Regions from separate parts of the Homo sapiens genome. Here all the other regions are linked to region 2. The links are chromatin contacts, found by Hi-C or POLR2A ChIA-PET in ENCODE. All regions are on one chromosome and are shown on one strand. Each heading gives the region's core, a stretch centred on a gene start or an enhancer-like site at or near the end of the contact. The rest is flanking DNA. Distances are from core to core; before and after follow the strand shown.

What was found. Hi-C counts contacts between places; a loop is a spot of excess contacts on that map. ChIA-PET counts read pairs that join two places held with the same protein, here RNA polymerase II (POLR2A). Pooled maps may share reads with other maps.
Region 1: a loop to region 2 is called in a pooled map, with 2.9 times the contacts of the local background. The contact joins the promoter of LIN7B here to the promoter of HSD17B14 in region 2. A Hi-C loop is called at or near these places in 3 of 50 pooled maps. POLR2A ChIA-PET finds 5 or more read pairs at or near these places in 5 of 52 experiments (B cell, BJ, H1 and 2 more).
Region 3: a loop to region 2 is called in a pooled map, with 2.8 times the contacts of the local background. The contact joins the enhancer-like site here to the promoter of HSD17B14 in region 2. A Hi-C loop is called at or near these places in 1 of 50 pooled maps. POLR2A ChIA-PET finds 5 or more read pairs at or near these places in 4 of 52 experiments (BJ, GM12878, HEK293 and 1 more).

Annotation. Positions count from the first base shown.
Region 1 is chr19:49,112,771-49,115,640 of GRCh38, reverse strand. It overlaps LIN7B (lin-7 cell polarity scaffold B), which reads right to left and starts at 1,271. Exons shown (of 6, transcript NM_022165.3): 1 at 1,200-1,271; 2 at 674-792; 3 at 310-381. The coding sequence starts at 1,236. RefSeq lists a silencer at 872-1,451.
Region 2 is chr19:48,835,192-48,838,469 of GRCh38, reverse strand. It overlaps HSD17B14 (hydroxysteroid 17-beta dehydrogenase 14), which reads left to right and starts at 1,979. Exons shown (of 9, transcript NM_016246.3): 1 at 1,979-2,146; 2 at 2,627-2,665. The coding sequence starts at 2,059. PLEKHA4 (pleckstrin homology domain containing A4) reads left to right here. Exons shown (of 20, transcript NM_020904.3): 19 at 341-453; 20 at 919-1,373. The coding sequence ends at 1,181. RefSeq lists a silencer at 1,002-1,071.
Region 3 is chr19:49,148,535-49,151,798 of GRCh38, reverse strand. PPFIA3 (PPFI scaffold protein A3) reads right to left here. Exons shown (of 30, transcript NM_003660.4): 25 at 3,036-3,133; 26 at 2,631-2,806; 27 at 2,474-2,542; 28 at 2,081-2,252; 29 at 1,648-1,719; 30 at 773-1,563. The coding sequence ends at 1,661. HRC (histidine rich calcium binding protein) reads left to right here. Exons shown (of 6, transcript NM_002152.3): 5 at 246-282; 6 at 467-601. The coding sequence ends at 503. Among named protein-coding and RNA genes, the nearest start is that of HRC, 5.2 kb to the left of the region's middle. RefSeq lists enhancers at 1-467, 2,057-2,276. Within about 2 kb of position 1,303, at least 34 of the 41 ENCODE cell types and tissues checked have a DNase peak (open chromatin) inside an H3K27ac peak, as active enhancers do.

The sequences.
Region 1 (2,870 bases), core at 22-2,521, 280 kb before region 2:
GCAAGAGGTAGCAGCATCTAACTATTGTGCAGTGAGAGGTCAGAGCGCCATGAGTTTCCTGGTTTGCACTGTACAGATGTTGAAGGTTATCTTCTACCAACCATGCCATACTGTTTCCATTTGCAGTTGCTAAAGATGCCTTAGTATGACATTTAAGTTAAAAATGTGCGATTATTTACTAATAGTAAGGTGGCACATAGATTTAGCAAAAATCATGAGGGAGGAAACAGAAATGACTGGCATGAAGGAGATATTGAGTTCGACTAGGCAGTTAAATAGACACCAGGAGCAATGGGGTGCGGGGCCCACCTTGGCTGTGGCATGGGCTCGGATCTCGGCGCTGCCGGTGATGTCCAGCGTGTCATAAAGCTGCTCATACACCTGGGTGAGGAGGCAGCGGCATCAGGGAGTCGCCAGCTCCTCCAGCCCTAGACGCAGGAGTTCAGGCCTCTAGACCCTCTCCCGCTACCACGCAAGGATCCGCCCCGCCCCCGCAACAGAAGGCCGAGAAAACTACAACTCCCGAAGAACCCCTGAGCTGAAGCGTTGGCACCCCAAGGCGGGCCGCCTCGGGAGCTGCCGGGAGGCGTAGTCTCCGGGCTCGGGACAAGCAGGAGGAGGAGGAGGAGGACGACGGCCACCAGCTCGCGCCCCTGCGCCGCGCGCCCCTCACCTCTCGGATAGCGGAGCAGAAGCGGCTCTGCAGAACTCGCTGGAGGGCCTGCAGCTTCTGCGGCGGCAGCTCCCCGCTGCGCTGGAGCCGCTCGAGGAGCTCAACCGCCCGGGACACGTCTGCGGGGCGGGGGCGGGGCGCAGAAACCCCGAGTGTCAGAGACCCCGAGACGCAGAGAAGCAAGGAGAGCGGCGGAGTGAGGCCGAGCGCACAGTCCGGGGAGGACGGCCGAAGCCTAGTCGGACACCCCGCAGAGTCCAGGGTGGCGCAGGAGAGACTGCCACCAGCGGCCCTGCGGCCCCGGGACCCCTCCACAGGCCGGGTTGTAAGGCGGGCGCCCAGCGTCCCGGCCCGCGCCCAGGGAGCCTCCCACACCTAGCGACCGCCCGGCCCCGGCGCCCGCCCCGCCCACCCCCTCCGGGTCCGCTGGCCCACCCGCACTGGCCTGACCCGGGAAGGGCGGGGACCGGGGGCTGGGTATGTAGGCCGCGGCCCGGGTGGGCAGGGCCCCCTGGCGCACGCTTACCCCGCTCCAGCCCCAGCGGCTCCACCAGCGCAGCCATGTCGGCGCCACAGCTGCCAGCCGCCCGCCTGCCCTGGCGCCGGCGAGGAGGGCGGGGCTGCGCGAGGCCACGCCCCGGGCCACGGGCGCCCCCTGCGGAGGCGCAGCCTGGAGAGCGCCCAGCTCTCCCTCGCCCGACTGCTCCGACCACCTGCCGCGCGCCAGCCGCGCCCTGCCCTCCGCCCCGGCCAGTCGGTCCTGTTGGCGACCCCTCCCACTGCAGGTTCGGTCTGTGTGTACCTTTCAGGATCCGTGTCTGCCTGCCCTCCACACCCGTCTATCCCCTGTCCATCCTTTCCCCACATTCATTCAACAAACTCTTGTGAAACATCTGAGCCCAAGTCATGGACACCGTGGTGAGCAGGACAGCCAAGCCCACGGCCCGAACGAAGCTTCCAGTCTATAGGGGAGGTAGACGACCAACTACGGCTGTGATGAGAGCTGAGAGTGGGGAGGTGATGATCTAGAAAACGAAGGAAATCCTAGAGGAGGGACATTGACATACAGTCCTGGGAGGTAAGATGAACAAGAGGTGGAGCTTGGGTCACCCCCACCACCCAGAAAGAGCCCACGTGGCTGGAAGCAGAGTTAGGATTGGTTGATGATGAGGTGAAAAGGTCGGCAGGATAGTTTATGCCTGGGCTCCTGCGTTGGCATATGCGCCTTGAGGATTTGGGGCTTCATGCAAACTCCTAAGAGAAAAATATGACACTCAAATTTGTATTATTATTATATTATTATTATTATTATTTTTGAGACGGAGCCTCGCTCTGTCGCCCAGGTTGGGCCTCAAATTTGTATTTTAAGATCACTGGGGCCGGGCACGGTGGCTCACACCTGTAATCCTAGCGCTTTGGGAGGCTGCAGCAAGACTACTTGAGCCCAGGAGTTCAAGACCAGCATAGGCAATATAGTGAGACCTCGTATCTATTGAAAAAAAAAAAATCACTGTAGCCACTGTGGAGACTGGTTTGGACAAGAACAAGAGGAGAAGCAGCGGGGCAACTTACGAGGCTACCACAGCCATCCAGGTGGCAGCTAGCACCAGGGCCAAAGCACAGAAGATGGGTGGGCAGATGTGGGAAATGTCTAGACAAGCCTTGGTGCTTGGCTATATAAGGGGATTGGGAGGTGCAGGAGAAGACAGTATTAAGGTGCTTTGGTGCCATTTTTAAGATGGTCTACACTGAAAGAGGGATACTGGATATTTTGTTTTTGAGACACAGTCTTCCCTCTGTTGCCCAGTCTCGAGTGCAGTGGCGTGATCTCGGCTCATTGCAACCTCTGCCTCCCGGGTGCAAGCAATTCTCCTGCCTCAGCCTCCTGAGTAGCTGAGAGTACAGGTGTGCACCTCCACACCTGCCAAATTTTTGTATTTTTCATAGAGATGGGGTTTCACCATGATGGCCAGGCTGGTCTCGAACTCCTGACCTCAAGTGATCCACCTGCCTCAGCCTCCCAAAGTGCTGGGATTACAGGCGCGAGCCACCTTGCCTGGCCGATACTGGATATTTTGAATTTGAGGAGCCTATGCAGAATCCATGGGGAGAAACTATCGATCTAGGTCTAGGGCTCAAAAGAGCAACCTGGTCTGCAGGCATGTTTGAATATTGGGGCATAGGTGGTAAATAAAAC
Region 2 (3,278 bases), core at 730-3,229:
TTTTTTTTTAATTTTTAATTTTTGTTGGTACATACTAGGTATACATATATTTACGAGATAATTGAGATGTTTTGATACAGGCAGGCAATGTGAAATAAGCACATCATCGGGAATAGGGTATCCATCCCCTTTCAAGGATTTACCCTTTGATGTATAAACAATCTAGTTACACCCTTTAATTTATTTAAAAATGTACAATTAAATTATTATTGACTATAGTCATTCTGTTGTGCTATCTAATAGTAGGTCTTATTCATCCTTTTCTTTTTGTACCAATTAACCATCCCCCACCTCTCCCCCATGTACACACCCCCACCCCCAATCTTCTTTTTTTTTCTAGTCCAAGGAACACCACCCCTTACTTGCCGACTTCCGAAGGTCACCGGGAGCGGGTTCTCAGCCTCTCCCAAGCCCTGGCTACTGAGGCGTCGCAGTGGCACAGAATGATGACAGGTGACTGGCTGGGGATGTTGGACTTCTGGGTTTTAGGGAGGAGAGAGCTGGAGACCTGGAATCCCAGGTCCTGGAGAGGAGGGGTCTGGGGGCCGGTGAGAATTTTTTATCTTGGTGAGTAAAGAGTTGGGCAGGGTTTGGGAGTTTTAGGTCTCAGGCAAGAGGTGACTGGGGTCCGGGACACTTGGGAGGAGGGGAGGAAGAGGTCAGGGGGCGGGGAGAGGGCCGACAACTGAGTCTCAAAGAGGACTGGACTGGCGTATCCAGACTCCTGGATCTGAGGGAGGAGGGGCTGGGGGCCTGGACTCCTGGGTCTGAGGGAGGAGGGGCTGGGGGCCTGGACTCCTGGGTCTGATGGAGGAGGGGCTGGGAATCCGGAGTCCTGGGTCTGAGGGAGGAGGGGCTGGGAATCCGGGGTCCTAGCGCTGAGGTTTGCCATTCTCATGTCCCACTCATCCTCTCCAGGTGGAAATTTGGACTCCCAGGGAGACCCTCTTCCCGGTGTGCCGCTGCCTCCTTCGGACCCCACGCGCCAGGAGACCCCTCCCCCCAGATCTCCCCCGGTGGCTAATTCGGGTTCCACGGGGTTCTCTCGCCGAGGGAGTGGGCGTGGAGGAGGTCCCACCCCCTGGGGGCCCGCGTGGGATGCCGGGATCGCCCCTCCGGTCCTGCCACAAGACGAGGGGGCATGGCCTCTGCGAGTCACTCTGCTACAATCCAGCTTCTAATCCGCCCAAAAGCGGCAGCCAATCGGAGCGCGAGGACGTGGTCTGGAGGTACCGCCGGAGATCTGGGACCACTCAGGGCATCAGGGGGCGTGGTCTGGTCCCCATTGCGGGCCCGGGAGGGGAATGGTTTCTATGGCCAAAGTTTGGTTTTCTCAACACTGTCTAAATTTGGATTAAAACTTTGAACTTTTAGTCAATAGCTTTCTTTCTGTCTGTCTGGGGTTGTGGCACTGGTGTCTCTGAGGGGCAGAGCTGGAGTCGTGGACTCCTGGGTCCTGAGAGAGGAAGGGACAGGGGGCTTGGACTTATAGGTCTCTGGGAAGAAGGGATAGAGAACCTGATCCCTCGGTCTGAGAGTGGAGGGGGCTGGGCCAGGATTCCCGGGTCTGAGGGAGGAAGGGGTGGGACCCTGACTCCTGGGTCTGAGGGAGGAGGGACTGGGAGGCTGGACTCCCGGGTCTGAGGGAGGAGGGGCTGGGACCCTGACTCCTGGGTCTGAGGGAGGAGGGGCTGGGAGGCTGGACTCCCGGGTCTGAGGGAGGAGGGGCTGGGAGGCTGGACTCCCGAGTCTGAGGGAGGAGGGGCTGGGGGCCTGGACTCCCGAGTCTGAGGGAGGAGGGACTGAGGCTTCTGGATTCCTGGGTCTGTGGGAGGAGGGACTGGGGCTCCTGGATTCCTGGGTCTGTGGGAAGAGAGGAGTGTCTGAGGGAGGAGGGGCTGGGGACAAACTTCCAGGTCTCTAGCCTTCCTGGCAACGCCCCCCGAGGCCGGACTTCCAGGATCCAGCCTCTATTGAGGATTTGATGCGACGGCCTCACGGGGCTTTGGAGGTGAAAGAGGCCCAGAGTAGAGAGAGAGAGAGACCGACGTACACGGGATGGCTACGGGAACGCGCTATGCCGGGAAGGTGGTGGTCGTGACCGGGGGCGGGCGCGGCATCGGAGCTGGGATCGTGCGCGCCTTCGGTGAGCCGGGTCTGACTGCTGGGAGCTGTGGAGTGTGAGAAAGGAAGGATGGGGGCGGGGTGATGGGGGCGGAAAATAGGGACTCCAGTACTGCAGCCAGGATTCTGATATTATAAAAGCCAATTTGCAGGCTAAAGTAAGCGTGTGGCGCTGTAGGCTAGGGCTGAGTCTGGCAGGGTCTCCGAAGGCAGTGGCCCCTTTCTCTGGGTCTGTTGGTGTAGCTACAAAACCAGTGGTTTGAGGAATGGCTCTGTCAGTCGTGGAGTTTGCTCCGGAAGCCACGAACGGGGGTTCAGGAGCCTCAGCAGAAACAAGGCAAGGAGAGTATGTGTCAAGGCGTCTGCCCTCTGTCCTATGGGTGATCATGAGACTGGGGTCACGAGGGGAGAGGGAGATCAGCCCCAATCCAGGTGGCCACAAGAGGGCGGCAGAGGCTTTAACCAAGGCTCGGAGAGTAACCTGTTCCCTTCCTATTCTCAGTGAACAGCGGGGCCCGAGTGGTTATCTGCGACAAGGATGGTGAGTGACGGTCCCTCAGCCCTCACCTTGGCCCTTCCTCCCTCAGACCCAGAGGTCCAGACCCCTAGCACCTCCTCCCTCAGACCCCGGAGTCCAGGCCCCCAGGCCCTACTTCCTCAGACCCAGGAGTCCAGACCTCAGCCCCTCCTCCCTCAGACCTAGGAGTCCAGGCCCCCAGCCCCTCTGCCCTCAGACCCAGGAGTCCAGGTCCCCAGCCCCTCCTCCCTCAGACCCAGAAGTCCAGGCTCCGGCACCTCCTCCCTCAGACCCAGGAATCCAAGTCCCCAACCCCTCCTCCTTCAGACCCAGGGGTCCAGGCTCCCAGCCCCTCTTCCCTCAGACCCAGGAGTCCAGGCTCTGGCACCTCCTCCCTCAGACCCAGGAGTCCAGGCCCCCAGGCCCTACTTTCTCAGACCCAGGAGTCCAGACCTCAGCCCCTCCTCCCTCAGACCCAGGAGTCCAGGCTCCCAGCCCCTCCTCCCTCAGACCCAGGAGTCCAGGCCCCCATCCCCTCCTCCCTCAGACCCAGGAGTCCAGGCCCCCAGCCCCTCCTCCCTCAGACCCAGGAGTCCAGGCTCCCAGCACCTCCTCCCTCAGACCCAGGAGTCCAGGC
Region 3 (3,264 bases), core at 54-2,553, 310 kb before region 2:
AGGGTTGAGATGCGGGCTTAGAGCCTAATGGGCGAGGCCAACTCAAGTAGGAATCGAAGGGGCGGGGCTACTGGAGAACGGAATCACCCAGAACGAAAAAGGGGTCCGGTAGAAGGGATTCAGTTGGAAGAAGGAATTAGGGAAAAGGAGGTGGAGCTAGCACTAATCTCGCACGCTATACTGAGTGGCTGCCTAATTTTGCTCGTGCAGTACCCCTCAAGCCTCTTTTCTCTGCTGTCCCACAGGAAGCTACGTTGACTATTTCTCCTCGTCCCTTTATCAGTAAGTGTGTAAAAGGGGAGCGTGTAAAAGCCCCGTTTAGAGAAGTGCTTGTCTCGCTATGAGTTATCAGATGACTCTGGGACTCCATTTCCCCGTCCATGAAATGGGCAGGTTAATGATCTCTAAGCGTCCTGGGGTGGGCTTTGAACACCAGCTGTCTAACTTCTGGCGTTCTCGTCTCCAGGGCCCTGGCAGACATGCTGGAAACGCCGGAACCCTGACCCAGTCGCTCGACTGCGACGCAGGTGTACCTCCCCCTGCCTTCCAACCCCTTTCCACGAGCTATATTTATTTCTCCGAATAAACGTGCTCCCCGAAACCTCATTGTCAGACGTGGGGTCTGGGAATCTCAGGGCATCGGGGAATGCGGGTAGGGTCTAGAGACCTGGACCTAGACTTGAGGGATGAGGGGCCTGGACTCCTGGCTCGAGGTGGTTGGTTGAACAGCCCCCCCCCCCCCCGCAAAAAAAAAATCAGTCAACAAGGAAGCTTTTTGAAACAGTTCTCTTTACCCGTGATCACTGAGTGACGCCTGGGGCGGGGAGGCCGACCGAGAGTCGGGGGCGAGGGCTCCCCCACCGTCCCCCTGCCCCCACGCCACGTCGCCCAGCGGCATCGTGGAAAGAGGATTCTCCCATGCAAACCCCGGAGCCAGAGGAGAAGGGGAAGCGCCATTCTGCGCCCCCTACCCCCGGGGCACGGACACGGCCACAGCACGGGGGGCGGTGAGGCCCCGGGGACACGAGACACGGGGGAGGGAGAGGGGAACCCGCCCGCAGATGACCCGGGGGACCGGCGACCGGACGCGGCGGGGCGGAGCTGAGTGGCACAGGGGGCGAGGCTTGTAGCAGCGAGTCCCCCCTCCCCTCCTTTCGGACGAAGAAGGAAGACTTGGGCCCCGCGACTGGGCAGGAAAAAGGGGAGGGAGCAGCCTCTCCCCGCATGCGGCCCGGGAGGGAAGCCCCGCCCCCTTCCCGCGGGTAAAGGACACCCGTCTCCCAACAGAAACTGATCAATAAATTACAAAGTAGAGAAAAGGAAAGCGGACGTTTGGGGCGGGATTTCTTCCTCCCCGCTTCTTCCCCCTCTCAGTCCAGTTCATGTGGTTTGGTCCAGGCCCCGGCCCTGTGCGAGGCGGGCGCGCGCACTCCCGCTGGTCTGTACAGATGGTCCAGTCCTCGGCGCGAGCTCCCCCGCCCGCTCTCCCCGGCGAGGCCACAGTCCGGGCAGGAGAGGGAACAGCCCAGCCTCGGGAAGATTCTTCCGTCCGAGTGAGGTCACCTGCATGACGCCGGGCAGCGCGTGGAGCAGTGAAGATCCACCGTGCCGCCCCGCACCCCCAAGGTCGCCCAGCACGGTCCTCACCTGGAGGCCTGCACTAGCAGGAATAGGTCCGGACCGAAACGCCGTCTGCCCGGGAACTCCCAGAAGTCTGGCCTGGAGGGAGAGCGAGCAGCGGTTCAGCCTGGAGCACCCTCCTCCCTGTTCCTCTCCAGGATTCCTCCCTTTGGACTTCCCTTCCCGATGTCACAACGATCGCCGGGCTCCACATGGGTTTCCCTCCCTTCCCCGCAGCCAAGGACTCAAACTCGCATTGGGCGAGTTCACTCCCGCCCTGGGAAGGGGGAGTGGGATTTATCCATTTCATCCTGACGGGGGAGTCCGGAACGTTGGAGCAGTCCATTCCTCAGGGGTGGGCGAGAAAGGACTAGGCCATTCCAGAACCCGGACTACTGAGGTGGTCCATGCCCCACCCTAGGGAAGCGAGGAAGGGCTGTCGCATTTGGGAGCCCCCCACCTTCTGGCTGCAGCTTGCGGAGAGGGAGCCCCGGAGAGCCCAGGGCTCCCGCTGCAGCCGAACGAAAGTTGGGGGGCAACATCTCAGCTGAGTCGGGAGTTACGCCTCGGAGGTCCTTCTCCCGGAACATCTTCCGCCAGGATGGGGAGCGGCTGAAAGACTTGGCGCTGTCCTAGGTATAGGAGCCGGACAGCCGGTGAGGGACTCCTGCCTTGTCTGACTCCGCCCCTTCCTTTGACTCCACCCCTCTCCGGGTCTCACCTCTCCTTTAACCCCGCCCCTCTCCTGGCCCCGCCTCCAACCGTGACCATTAATAGTCAGGCCCCGCCCCCTCAGCTCAGCCTCTCGAGGAGCCGCTGGGAGCAGAGCCCTCTGAGCTGTTGCCGCGCCCACCTCGTCCAGCCGCCTGTCTGTGCCTAAGGAGATAAGGTTGCTGAATTCCTTCTCCAGAAGCTGCCGGGCCTGGAAAGAGGAGGTGGAGGGGGCGGTTGGAGCGTGCAGTCTGCGAGGTGGGGACGCCCAGCATGCTCCGGGCCCAGCGGCAGCTCACCTGTGCATTCTGCGTGGGGATCTGCAGGAGCAAGGCCAGGTCGGAGTAGTCGAAGGTCTCGTCCAGGGCGAGCAGTGCCCCGTGTACCCCGCTCTCCGTGAGGTTCGTGGCAAATTCCTTCAGGCCCAGCCCGGACACCCAACCCATGACCCGCTCATTGGACCACACCATCACGTCTGGGGACGGAAGGGACCCTCAGCCGTGCCCCTCCCGTGGCCTGGAGAGTTCAGTTTAGCCCATACCTCCACCTCCATTTGGTCTCTTCGGGCCACGCCCCCCACGCTGGCTCCACCCCCACGGTTATGGTGCCAATTTGCTTCTCCGGTCTCCCCCTACCCCCTCTCCTCCCCATCCAGCTCCACGCCCTCCACCTGGCTCCCAAAGGGACCCTTAGGCTCTACTCACCTCGGATCTGGGTCTGACTTTCTTCCCGCCTCCGCTCCAGGTCCTTCCGGTCATAGTTGAGCCGTTTCAGGCACATAATCCCATAATGTAGACTCACCCTGAGCAGCAGGGGAAGTGGAGTCACGGATGAGCTTTCCAGTCCCCTAGACTGCTGCTCCTACGGGTCCCTCCCCACTGGCTGCGCTCTTCTTGGAAAGGGTGGGGAGCTGATAAGTTCTATTGACTGTTG